Regions from separate parts of the Homo sapiens genome. Here region 1 is linked to region 2. A link is a contact called in ENCODE Hi-C or POLR2A ChIA-PET data. All regions are on one chromosome and are shown on one strand. The core of a region is the stretch at or near the end of the contact, and the rest is flanking DNA. Distances in the headings are between cores, read along the strand shown.

Evidence for each region. A loop is a pair of places that touch in the nucleus more often than their neighbours do. ChIA-PET counts read pairs that join two places held with the same protein, here RNA polymerase II (POLR2A). Pooled maps may share reads with other maps.
Region 1: a loop to region 2 is called in a map of dorsolateral prefrontal cortex, with 2.7 times the contacts of the local background. The contact joins two enhancer-like sites. A Hi-C loop is called at or near these places in 5 of 168 maps with a recorded cell type or tissue (breast epithelium, dorsolateral prefrontal cortex, endothelial cell of hepatic sinusoid and 2 more), 6 of 37 single-sample maps with no recorded cell type and 12 of 50 pooled maps. POLR2A ChIA-PET finds 5 or more read pairs at or near these places in 2 of 52 experiments (RWPE1 and activated CD4-positive, alpha-beta T cell).

What each region holds. Positions count from the first base shown.
Region 1 is chr1:183,910,123-183,916,703 of GRCh38, forward strand. It overlaps RGL1 (ral guanine nucleotide dissociation stimulator like 1), which reads left to right. Exons shown (of 18, transcript NM_001297671.3): 15 at 1,960-2,146; 16 at 6,325-6,579. Among named protein-coding and RNA genes, the nearest start is that of RGL1, 110 kb to the left of the region's middle. RefSeq lists enhancers at 1,490-1,579, 2,056-2,225, 5,923-6,112. Within about 2 kb of position 1,354, at least 4 of the 41 ENCODE cell types and tissues checked have a DNase peak (open chromatin) inside an H3K27ac peak, as active enhancers do.
Region 2 is chr1:183,866,803-183,873,406 of GRCh38, forward strand. All of the region lies in intron 4 of RGL1 (ral guanine nucleotide dissociation stimulator like 1), which reads left to right. Among named protein-coding and RNA genes, the nearest start is that of RGL1, 65 kb to the left of the region's middle. Within about 2 kb of position 4,097, at least 18 of the 41 ENCODE cell types and tissues checked have a DNase peak (open chromatin) inside an H3K27ac peak, as active enhancers do.

The DNA of each region.
Region 1 (6,581 bases), core at 104-2,603, 41 kb after region 2:
TTTCAAAAGAGTTTTGCTCTGTCGCTTAGGCTGGAGTGATCTTGGCTCACTGTAACCTCTGCCTCCTGGGTTCATGCAATTCTTGTGCTTCAGCTTCCCAAGTAGCTGGGATTACAGGCACATGCCACCACACCTGGGTAATTTTTTTGTATTTTGGTAGAGATGGGGCTTCACCACGTTGCCTGGAGTGGTCTTGAACTCCTGAACTCAGGCAGTCAGCCTGCCTCGGCCTCCCAAAGTGCTGGAAGCACTTTGAGAGCCACTGTGCCTGGCCCCCTGTTGATTTTAAGAATTTCTTTTGTCTTTGATATACCAGTTTAAGTGGGAGTTTAGTCTTACCCTATTCAGGACATGGCTCTTGGATGGGAGGATTCCTATGGTTCACCAGTTCTGGAATCCTCTCAGCCACCATCTCTTCTGATATGGGCCTTCTTCCATCCTCTCCATGTCTTCTGGAACTCCTCCTACACATACCTGGGGCTTTCTTACTGCTTTCTCCATATCTTTTCACTGTTCTTTCTATGTCTTTATCTTTTGATGATGATTTTTGAGGATTTTCTTCAGATCTGTCATCTAGTTCATGATTTTTTTCTTCAAGTTATTTAATCCTTCCACTGAGGTTTTAGTTTAAGTCACCACCTTTTTCACTTAGAGGTGAAATGTTTTTCAAATTATCTTCTTCCTTTATTAGGATGTCTTGCTCTGAGCTCCGGTTTTCAATTTCTTCTTTTATGTCTTTAATATTTCCTAACATACTTATTTTGCAGCTTGGCTTATAGTAGACATGCAGATATTTGTTGGATGAATAAGCACATTATTAGTTTTGTTCTGACAGTTCTCAAATTTGAAGTTCTCAGGAGTCTAAGCCTGCTTTTTGTTATGCCTGTTGGCTCTCTCTTTCAGTGGAATATTTCCTTGTGTGTATTTTGTAATTTTGTATCACGAGTTTATCTTTATCAGGGGATTCTCTGAAGCCTGGGCTGAAGGTATATCCCTCCCGCAAGATTTTCTTTTTTTTTAAGAAAAAATCTAGTTTACTAGCGGTGTCACCGGTTGAGAGTTTCTAACCCCATAGACCACATAAATAGCAAATTGGAGTGAGGCACAGACCCAGCTCACACATGACTTCATAGGAGACATTTTTCTTCTTTCCATGCTCAGGCAAGAACAGTCTCCCTGTTGTCTTCCTATGCTAGTAGAAAGATATTTTTCTGGCCTATCTTTTTAGTAAGGGTATAGCCCTTTGTGGGCCCTGGCTGTATATAGTTTTGGTTCTAACTCCTCACCATTCATAAACAGAAACCCTCATCTTTGGGCCCTGGGTGTGCATTAAAACCCATATCACTATTTTGCCAAGATTGGGGCCTCCCACTCCCCCACCAGAGCAGCTGCAGAACTAGCTCGCGTGCTTCTGGTTTTCAGTTCCTTTTTCACTTAAGGCCTGTAGGGATTTCCCTTCCTATCTTGCAAGCTCAACTAAAAAGAGTTTTTAATATTTCTTATCTAGCTGTTTTATAGAGGAAGCATTTAGGATACTGTAGTTCACAGATTGTTGGAAATAGAAGTCTTCCTCCTTGGTTTCTTACCCAAAGCAGTGCCATCCCTTCTTTGCCTGTGAAGATCATTTTATGGTAGGAAGTGATGGGGGTATGCTGATGGTATCTTGATCCTGCCAAGGTGGTCCATAGACTGTTAAAATGTAGAGGACCATTGACCTAGAAAGACTTCAGATTAGTACTGAATAATCTATGTGTTCTTTGAAGTTGGAAATACTCTTTTGGGACAAGATGTTTACTACTATTTGTTAGAAACTTTATAGCGAATGTCCTCCTAAAATAATAATGACAGAACACACAAGACTGAAAAAACATCAAGGGCTTAATCAACACAAAATATTTGCCTAATCATGGATTCCAGATTTGTAACAGCCCAAATGCTTGGCATTCTGTTTTTTTCCAGACTGTTTCTAGGGTCTGACATGATCACCAGTCCCACTCCCACCAAAGAGCAGCCCAAGTCCACTGCCAGCGGGAGCTCTGGTGAAAGCATGGACTCTGTCAGCGTGTCATCCTGCGAGTCGAACCACTCAGAGGCTGAGGAGGGCTCCATTACTCCCATGGACACCCCTGATGAGCCTCAAAAAAAGGTATATACTCAACCCTTCTCATAATTCCTAATGCAGGCACCTACATGCTCTTTGCCACACCACAGCAAGGAATGTCTGTTTTTAAGTGGATCACTCTATAGTATTTTGAAAGTCATGTTTTGAACAGGCATCAAAAGAAGAGTTCAATTTGGGGACATACTACTAATAGAAACAGGTGTAAAAGCACTAAGCAGTTTCGTTTATTCATTTGGCCTTTGAAATATTGTTCTATACCCACCTCTTAAGGCACTGGAGTTATTTAGGGGAAGTAGGACTTCTTAGAAAGAGCAAAAAGTCAGAGATGGAGATGTGTCAGGTTCTTGGTGCCATGTTTTGTCTTAGCCAAGCATTTATCACAATAATGTTGCATTGCATGCCACTCCAAAAGTCAGTGACTTAAAACAACCACTATTTATCTCTCTTATGTATCTGCTGGTTGGCTGATCTAGGTTGGGCTTGACACTAGGCCACAGATTTGGTCCAGGTCTGTTCCACTTGCCTCTCATTATTGTTGGAGTAACGGGCTACCCAGGGCATGCCCTTAGCATGCTAAGACGGACAAGCAAGAGGGCAAGCCCACTCGCAAGCATATGTCAAGCCTTTACTTGAGTCGTATCAACCAACATTCTATTGGCTAAAGTAATCATGTGGCCACATTCCACATAAGTAAATGAAGCAGAGAAATAGGCTCCAGTTTTAGTGGGAGGAACTCTGAAATCACAGTGCAAAGGGCACAGCTGCAGGGGAAGATGAGGGATTGGTAACAAGGATACATTCTCCCATGTTGGAAAAAAGGAAACTGATGAGAGGTGATAAAAGAATTTCCGTCGAGTTTCTATTTTCTGTGACTGCATAAATAAAAATTTAAAAACCAAAATATCTTAATCTTAAGATCTTAATTAAGACCAGTCTTCTTTTTTTTTTTTTTTTTTTTTTTTTTTTGAGATGAAGTCTCACTACTCTGTTGCCCAGGCTGGAATGCAGTGGTACGATCTTGGCTCACTACAACCTCTGTCTTCTGGGTTCAGGGGATTCTCCTGCCTCAGCCTCCCGAGTAGCTGGGATTACAGGCATGTGCCACCATGCCCGCATAATTTTTGTATTTTTAGTAGAGATGGAGTTTCACCATGTTGGCCAGGTTGGTCTCACACCCCTGACCTCAGGTGATCCACCCACTTCGGCCTCCCAAAGTGCTGGGATGAGCCACCGCACCCCACCAATATCAGTGTTAATCTTCTGTACACATCTGCTTCAATCTGTTGGTTGAAGGGTTTGGATCAGAAAGTCAACTATGACATAACTAGAATTTGCACCATTTGGGGAAGGTTTCTGGCTAACCAAGCTTACTCAATAGTGACTTCTGGCTCCTTAGCTTATGGTTAGGTCAGTAAGGTAGAATGTTGGCAATGGTTTCATCCCTTGGTTTATATCTGCTGCTCTTCAAGGGGACATGTGTGTTGCTTCACATGGTGTTAAAACAACAGTGGTAATCCTGGAACCCTCAAGTGACTTTGTCATAATGTAGCCAATCCAGGAAAAGCATCATATTCAGGATTCATCAAACTGAGATGACTAATTTGCTGCTCTAGTTGGATTTCTTAGCTTTCTGCTTTGAAATCCAGGGGATACAATCATTCATGCTCTAAATATTGAAAGAAAGCCTTCGTGGACACCTACGGACTGGCCATGCTCTCAAAAGGCATTTTTCCTCAACCCGGGATGTAGTCATTCTTCGTGACTTGACATACAAATTAGCTTTGTCAAAATCTGGAATGCAGTCTCATCATTCACTTTTTCACAGCCTCTGAGGTTTTATAGGCTCCATTTCTGATGGTAGACATTGTAGGAAAGTAATAACTGAGGTATTGCCCACATTATTGTGGGATTTCTCCCTGTCTCTCCAGGAAGGAGATGGAATCACAGTCACACCTTGTGGCATAGTGGAAATGTACATTGGTCCAAATGGTACCTTTTAAAACTATGCAGAAGCCCAGTGTGCTTTCTCCTGCACATCCCTTGCTTCATCTTTTTTGTCTCATCCCTCATCAGACTGGCTTTTTAAATTCTTGCAGAAGTCATGGCTCTTTATTCTTTGGATGAACCTTTCTCAGAGTCATACATTTCTTAAACATCAGTGATTCACTTGGATGCAAGTAGCTCCTGGACTGCACAATCCCTGCATATTAGCTAGAAAGGCTCGTGATTCTCCTGCTTGGCACATAGCTGGACTGAGCTGACCTCCACACTTCCTTCCTGACCTGAGAGCCTGTGACAGCCGCCTTCTCCAAAAGTCCTCCAGACTGTCATTCTTCCTTTTCCACAGGCTGCACTGTGAGGTTGCTCTTAAGGGTGAAGTGTAATTTATTTGCATTCCTTTCTTCATTCCCCGATCATGATTTCTAAATATTGATTTTTGCACTTGCTCCTCACTTCTTAAATTCTCAATAGGAATTTGGGGGCTCATCAGGCAGTCTGTTTAGAGCTGCTATAACCCAGGCATATTCTAGGCTTTATCTTAACTATAAATGTCACTAGAATCATAGAAAAATCTAACAAAGGAAATAGAGTTTGGATAGAGGAACATGAAGGCGAAAAAATTGAATGAATAATTGGAAAATGCACCCCCTTAACTAATATATCTGCAAAGAAACTTATGCTATTAACTTATCTATCATCAGTTAGTCCTCAAATTGAGCCACTAAGTTGATTCATTTGGGAACATAAGGAAGAAAAAAACCCAAAAACCAAAACAAAAACTAAACCATATTATGATAGAGCCACAATCAGACCCCTACCCATGAGAATTGTCACATCAGCTGGCTGGCTGTAAACTAACTGTGCAATAGAACTGAATGTATAATTATGCCACAGGAGGAAATCTACAGGAAATAAGATAATAGACTCCATTTTAATCAGAAGCCTGATAACCAGAAAGCTCAACTTCTATACTGTTTCCATGGAAAGGCAGATAAATATGAAAGAAATGTTATTTATTTTATAAATGACTTCCAGAATATTTTATAGGATTAACATGGTATAATTTAGCTTAAGTCATTCCGGGAAATTCTTTATAATTTTCTACAATAATAATGGGTATTTTAAATGGTTCAATTTAATGATTTTTAAAAGTACCTCTTCCAATAACTTCTTTCTTTGGTTATTGGTATTGCATGGATGAGAAATGTGTAGTTAATCAGAAAAGCATATTAACTGTAGTACTCCATTTCTTAATTGTCCTTGATACACATCATGAAAATGTATACAGTTGGCTCTACTAGCAAATGTGGAAAGTGGTGAAGCTGCTTAAAGGCTGTATTTCCCTTGAGCAAGTCACTTTTATATTCTGAATCTTATTCTCCTCGTCTTTATAATGCTCTGCATTTTGTTCACAAGACAGTTGTGGAATTAAAATGGGATAAGATAATATGAAAGTTCATGATAAGCCTCACAGTACTAAACATACCGAGGTAGCAGCATACTATGTTGATTCATCTTATTGTCATCAGCCACAGGCTGAGCCTTGGCCATGTGCTTGCTCTGGGAACTCGACAGTGGGAATCAGGGAGCTTGGGTTCCTGTTCTAGGGGTGCTGTCAACTAGCTGTGTGGACCTGGAGCCCCAGTTTTCTCCCTGGGTCTCAGGTTCCTCAGCAGAACAGGTATGGGACTAGTTGATGTCCAAGGCCTTTCTAGCACTAATATTCAATGCAGAGCCGTATAATCTGGGGTACTTCTCTTAGAAACTTCTAAAAATACAGAACTTTCTCTCTCACTACGAAATCTGACTGCAGTAGGACTGAATCAACTGCGTTGGCAAGGCTTTCCTCCAGCCCCGTAAGCTTCTGACTTCTTTGGGAACCCATATTGCCTCCAGTTTCTGGTGTCTGCTGCCACCTGCTGGTTAACTTCTATAAGAACAGCTAAAACCTAGGGAAATAGAACTGCTTTGCCTCACGTGCTTATAGAGTGATTAGGTCACACTGAGTCACCGATAGGCATCTACCACTGATGGGGACTCAGAGTACTTACACCAGGGATGAGACACATGTGTGCTGTGGGCTGTTGTGGAGGAAATAACTGCAGTCTATCAGTCTTGATATCTACCTCTGCTTTGAAAATTGCAAAGCTGTTGGCCAGCGTTCTAATCTGTTTTCTTCTGGGGTGTGTTTACTCTTCCAGCTCTCTGAGTCCTCCTCATCCTGTTCTTCTATCCATTCCATGGACACAAATTCCTCAGGGATGTCTTCCTTAATCAACCCCCTCTCCTCCCCTCCGTCCTGCAACAACAACCCCAAAATCCACAAGCGCTCTGTCTCGGTGACGTCCATTACCTCGACTGTGCTGCCTCCTGTTTACAACCAACAGAATGAAGACACCTGCATAATCCGCATCAGTGTGGAAGACAATAACGGCAACATGTACAAGAGCATCATGGT
Region 2 (6,604 bases), core at 2,847-5,346:
CTGGGGACAAGGGTGGGAGCAGGGAGCCTGGTCAGGACCCTCCCAAGAGTCCAGATGAGGGCTGCTTGTGGTGCGGGCTGAAGCAATAGCAGTGAAGGTGACCAGCCTTTGCAGAGATCTTCCAGGTGTTGGTGGCAGGACAAGCTGGAGTGCATGGGCTGTGTGAGAGAACAAGAGGAGGCCAGATGCTTCCCAGGGTTGCGGTTTGAGCAGCGGAGAGACAGAACCTTGGCTTTATAAAATAAGGAAGATCGAGGGAGCAGGTTTAATGGGGAGTGTGTATCAGAAATTCAGTCACAGACATAATTAGCTCAGTCTAGATTTCAGGGAGAGGCATGGAATGGAGGTATAAATTTGGATGTCTTTAGTTTATACATGGTATTTAAAGCTATGAGACTGAATGTGGCTTCCTGGGAACTAAGGGCAGATAGAGGAGAGAAGATCCAGAGACTGAGCCTGGTTCCTTGGGTGTTTAGAGTTAGGGAAGTAGAGCGTCTGGCAGAGGAGACTGGAACAGAGCAGCTTTGGGGAAGGATGGGGGAGGAGAAAAAAGAAGTTGTTGTGTCCCCAGAAGACAAGCAAAGAAAGGATTTCAGGGAGGGAGTGACCAACTCCCTCCAGTGCTGCCCTAGATCGAGTGTGAGGGTCTGAAAAGTGACTCCTCCTTTGCAGTGCTGCGGTCTTTGGTGACTTGACAAGTGCAGTTTGGTGGATGGAAAGGTGGGCAAGAGAGAATGAAGGGGATGAAGTGGGGACAGTGAGTCTTGTTAGAGGAGGAGCTTTGCTGCAAAGGGGAATAGAGAAATGGATGGAAGATGGGTTTTTTTTTTGGTTGTATATGTGTTTTTTAAAAGATGGAAGATATTTTATGCTGATGAGAATGTCCTATGAGAAAACATCCATGATGCGGGGGTGGGGGCCATTGTAGGGGTGATGTTCCTGAGTAGATGGAATGTGCACCTGGGTGCCTGAAACCACTAGTGTTAAATATTCATTTTGGGGCCAAAAGTCTGGGGGGAATCCTGTGGAATTTTTAACTCCTCAGAAGAGTTACTGATAGACTCCTTTCTTCAGGAGCTAGGGATGTGAAAGTAGAAAGCTGAGTATCTTTTTTAACTCCTGAGTTAGGTTCCATGTAGTTTTACAGTTTTGTTCAGTGGATCATAACTTTCCAGAAAACCAGACATACCAGTGTAGGTATTTGAATGTCAAGCACAAGGTACAGTGGGAGGAACAATTCTTTTGTTTTTAGAAGGGCTTGGGGAAGGCCTCTTGGAGGAGGTTACCTTTGATCTGGGCCCTGAAGCATGGTGAAGATTTTGTTGGTAGAGCCGTCTGGGTATAGGAAACAGTGGGACCAAATTGGGCAAATGCAATTTTCATGGAATTTTGGGGAACAACACAGAATTGGTGTGGCTGCTTCATAGAGTACATGTTAGGTGAGAGGGGAGTCAGTGGAGCTGAAGCTAGATTGGACTTACTTCATGAAGGGCATTAATTTCTTGCAGGAGAGTTTGGACTTTCCCTGGTAAGCAGTGGGCAGTCAGCAGTAATGAATTTTTATAGGAGGGAAACAATATAATCTAAAAGGTGATTTTTCAGAATGGGTTAGACATAGAGCCTTCTCGCTCAAAGTGTGACCGTGGACCTATAGCATCAGCATCTCCTGGGTGGGAGCTTGTGAGAAATGCAGACTCTCAGGCCCCACTCAGACCTAATGGATTAGAATCTGCATTTTAACAAGATTCTCAAGTGATTCCTAAGCACTTTAGAGTTTTGAGAATCATAGGAGTCTATGAAAACTCACTAAGATAATGATTTTTTTAGAAGAACCTTTTTATAATGGACATTTTGGAGCATATACAAAAGGAGAGATACTGTAAGAATTGAGTGTAATCTAGACTTGTGAGCAGATTCAGAAATAGACATGTTATTATACACATATTTTGGAACTCAGTCCAATCTAGAGCTGCCATTCAATTAGCCACCTGAACACTCTGAGGAGAGTCACAATCAAAAATATCCAGAGCTGGCCGGGCGTGGTGGCTCATGCCTGTAATCCCAACACTTTGGGAAGCCCAGGAGGGAAGATCACTTAAGGCAGGAGCTCAAAACCAGCCTGGGCAACGTAGTGGGACTCTGTCTCTACAAAAATTTTTTTAAAAAATTGCTGGATGTGGTGGCACATGCCTGTAGTCCCAGTTACTTGGGAGGCTGAGGCAGGAGGATTGCTTGAGCCTGGGAGGTTGAGGCTGCTGTGAGCCATGATCGTGCCACTGCACTCCAGCCTGGGCAACAGAGTGAGTGAGACCTTGTCTTAAAAGTAAATAATAATAATAAAAAAATCCAGAGCTTCTCTGTCCCATGAGGTGTTTTGAGATAAAATAGATTTTTTGGGAAGTAGCAGTTAAGAAAATTGCACCCTGGGTATGAAGAGTCATGTTCATTCTTTTAAAGTCTCATTCGAATTCGTTGTATACTAGGAACACTAATGTGAATGAAACTCCAAGCTAAGCTGTTTTAAAGAGTTTTAGAGTTTTAAGCATATGAGGGCTTAACAAAGAGCTTCACACAGAACTCCCCTGAGGGGTCCATCCTCTGGGGACAATGGTCCTTTCCTAAAGTCTCACAATAACTTGGTGGAAAGTTCTTGACCCTTTTGCTCAGACTGAGTTGCCTTTTAAAAAATTATGCCTGATGAAAATATGCCACTTTATCTTATAATGGGTCGCTCTGTCCTACAGATTCTGGAATGTTAAAATCCCTTCTTACTGGTGACCTCTTTCTTCCTTCCATTTCCCTTTCTTCTGTCTTTCTCACTGTTTTTTCCCCACATCTTTTATTGTTTTTCATCTCACTTCACTATTATTTTTTGGCTCTCTTTTTCTGAAACTATGCTTCTCCTGATCATTTCTGTGCCTAGATAGGGTCACTGCTTTGTCTTTGTCTTTGTGAGAGGAAATCAGGGAAGCATCTTCTCCCATCTGTATGTAATGTATTGCAAATTTCCTGGTCATCCCAGACCTCTGGCATCTGACTTGCAGCAATGATTGAGGGCTTCCTGATGATCAATAGATGTGTAGGAGGTATGGCAGTGGTTCTCAACAGGGCGATTGTTATCCTCCAGAGGACATTTGCCAATGCCCTACAGACATTTTGGTTGTCTCAACTTGGTGGGGGGAGGCTATTGGCAACTCATGGGTAGAGGCCAGGGATGCTGCTAAACGTCCTAGCATGTGAAAGTTTCTTGTATTGGTTCGAACCCTAAAAGCATGCCAACAGACAACACAAAGCGGTGTGGAGCAACACACTGTTTTAATGAGTGCCTGGGTGCAGGCGGGCTGAGACCTAAAATGACATCAGCCCCAAGTGAGGACGGGACAGGGGCTTTGTAGTCCTCTGTAAACAGGAAGTGTCCCAGTCTGACGTGACTGCTACGTAGTACCTGGACGGCCTCTTTCTCGGTCTTCAGGGGTATGTGTCTTCCGGCCAGGGTAGGTGTCTTCCGGCCAGGGTAGTTGTCTTCCGGCCAGGGTAGGTGTCTTCCGGCCAGGGTAGTTGTCTTCCGGCCAGGGTAGGTGTCTTCCGGCCAGGGTAGTTGTCTTCCGGCCAGGGTAGGTGTCTTCCGGCCAGGGTAGTTGTCTTCCGGCCAGGGTAGGTGTCTTCCGGCCAGGGTAGGTGTCTTCCGGCCAGGGTAGGTGTCTTCTGGCCCGCTGTCTTCCTGCTTCTGCTATCTTGCTGACGCGTGCTGCTGGCGCAAGTGGCCTTGAGCTTTGGGACTGGGCCTGAGAAGGGAGGAGTTACTCATCCCTTCAAGCTTTCGGGCCCGGGGGAGAATCTTTCAGCATGCACAAAGTAACTCTCCTCTACCCCAACAAGGAATGATCTGACCTTAAATGTCAATAGTGCCTAAGAAGCCCTGCTATGTAGTATTGAGGCTCTAGTTCTCAAGTGAAACTGTCTTTATGAATACCTAACATACATAAAAATAGGAGCAGGCCTATTTGGAAATTTCTCTATTTGTGTCTCTTTTTATAAGTAGCTGAATCAAATGTGGAAGTGATTCAGAGGCAGCCACATGGAGAGGGAAAGGCCCTGGTGAAGGAGCCTGGAGAACTCGGATCCTGCTCCTTCTCTATCACTCTGTCACTTACCAGTCATCTGACCTTGGCTTAGTCCCTTCACCTCCCTTTGTTTCAGTTTCTTCACCTGAAAAATGAGTGCTTGGAGTAAATGCTCGCTGAGGTCCTTTTAAGTTCAGTGATGTCTAAGATAAAATTTATTTAGCTTTTTCTTTCTCTCAAAAAATGAATAACAGAAACAGAGATATGGTCCACACAGCATAGTGGACTTTTGAGAGTACGGTACCTTCGACCACTTTTCTCTGTTGGAAAGTGTGTTACCAGTTTTGAAGAGACAGGAAGAAACACATACACAAGCTTTGTTTGTTATTAGTCATGACATCACAGCTGCTCACTGGGGTCATGAATAAAGAGCTGAGCTAAAGCATTGTCTTGTGGGAGTAAGGCAAGGAGTGGCAAAATGCCCATTGTTTTCTTTTGCTATGAATCTGTTCTCTTGTGATTTCAGGTGGAAAACCGACAGCAGGAATCCAATGACATTCAGGAAGTAAACATCCTGTTTAGGGCAGTTGCCTTCAGTTTTGCAGACCTGGGTGGAGGAGGGGATGGGGACAGGGACTCACTATTGGATTTAACCATGAACAGAAAAATGCCCAAATATTGTTTGTTTTCCCGTTTTAGCTGTAAAGCAAAGAGCAACCCTTACATTTTATACAGGCTCCCAAGTACCAAGTAAAATCTTTCCTGTATTTCCAAATATGGATTTAAACCTTTCAGAGGGTAAAAGAACTTTAAAGAAGGAAAATGTGGAAATACAGATGAAGCATTCAAGATGAAAAATTGGTTTCTGATGTCTTGGACCACAACCGACTAGTGTTCTTCATGCATTTAAAAAAGTATCAGATTGTGCAGGGACTCCCACATGCGGAGTACTTGTAATTCCAGTCCAGAGTTCAGGCTTTGCACAATGTCAGGACCCTCTAAAGTTATCTGGCTAAGACAAGAATGTGTTCAGTTGCAAAGGATTCAACTTCCAAGGCTTCTGGATGTTGGAATCTTTGCCTCACGGTGATTTCTGATGGTAGGGCTAGACTGATTATATAAGGTGTGCCACATTTATTTCTAGGATTCCTAAATTGGCCACTATTTATCAATTAGGAAACTCACTTTCTATGACAGAAGAAAACATTTCTGCCTATATTCATTCTACCCGTGCCCTTTTCCTGCTGACATTTTTACACGATAAAATGCTATCTTTTTAAATAATAAAATCTGAACCAGATGGAAAAAGTGAATTGTCTCTAGGGCAGATTTATTATAGTCATTGAATTCAGAAATGAAGAGAATGTAAAGAAGGGATATTAACCATATAGAGCTTTTACAACACGAATCTTCATTCTCTGAATTTTATATGAGATGGCCATATCTCCCTCTCTCTATATATAACTTTATTTAAAGAGATTTAAAACTCCTCAAGAAATGATGCTTTATTTCTTTCCTTTAATGACTATTATAAGGTTGAAATTGTTTCTGTTTTCTTTTCTTTAATTGAATCTCATCAGTTTCCTTCTGGAGTGCCAAGTTTTGTTTTCTCAAACTCTCTACCATAGTACTACTTCAAATTGTTGAAATCGTTCTGCTTTCATTTCCACATATTCAGAAGATACGTATATTGTTCTTGTAATCTTTTCCCAGAAGTTGTAAACAGTGACACCAGATTTCAGTCACTGGTAAAGGATCATGTAAATAGTAGTAATCCAAGACATCGGATACACTTTAAAGAGAAAGGAAAGGAGTTAAAGGAAGTTGGCTGTGTTACATTACTGCCTCAGAAACTTCACAGTGGAAAGTTAAAAAATCTTCCCAGAGAGTTTGCAATCAATATTCATTCCTGCAAATTCAGATGCCCTAAGAAGGCAATTGAAATTAATTGGAGTGATTATAACAAAAATGGGGAAAAGGAGGAGGGGTGAAGAACAGCAAAAACAAGATTTAAAACTCCAATTTAGAAGAATTAAAAGTTATAATGTGAAAGGAATTTTTTTTAAAGTGAAACAAAAGAAATGAAGAAGTGATATGCCATATCGAAGAGTCTGGTATTGTCTTTAAAATATCCCTACAGGACAAAGAAGAATAAAAACCATAGTTTTACAAGTCATTAGCATTCTAAGTCAAGTCTGCATTTTAGGGACATGGGTAGAAAGCCCTGAGCAGAAACTGATGTTCTAATAGTTGAGGAAGAATAAAACAACATTGATAATCAATGGCTCAAAAAGAAGACAGATCAATCATACGAGTATCTCCTAGGGTTTTCTACATTAAAGAATGTCTCTTTTAGAAAGGAAAACAGACATCACAATTAGACTGTATTGTTTGATTCCCTGCACAGCATTGTAAACAAAGAAAATGATGACACTGCCCTTGCCACCACCATTGGCTACAATTTGTGGTATGCTTACAAGGCATTCTGCTAAGTACTTTATATTTGTGTCTTCTTCAACCATCACAAATATGCTGAGATA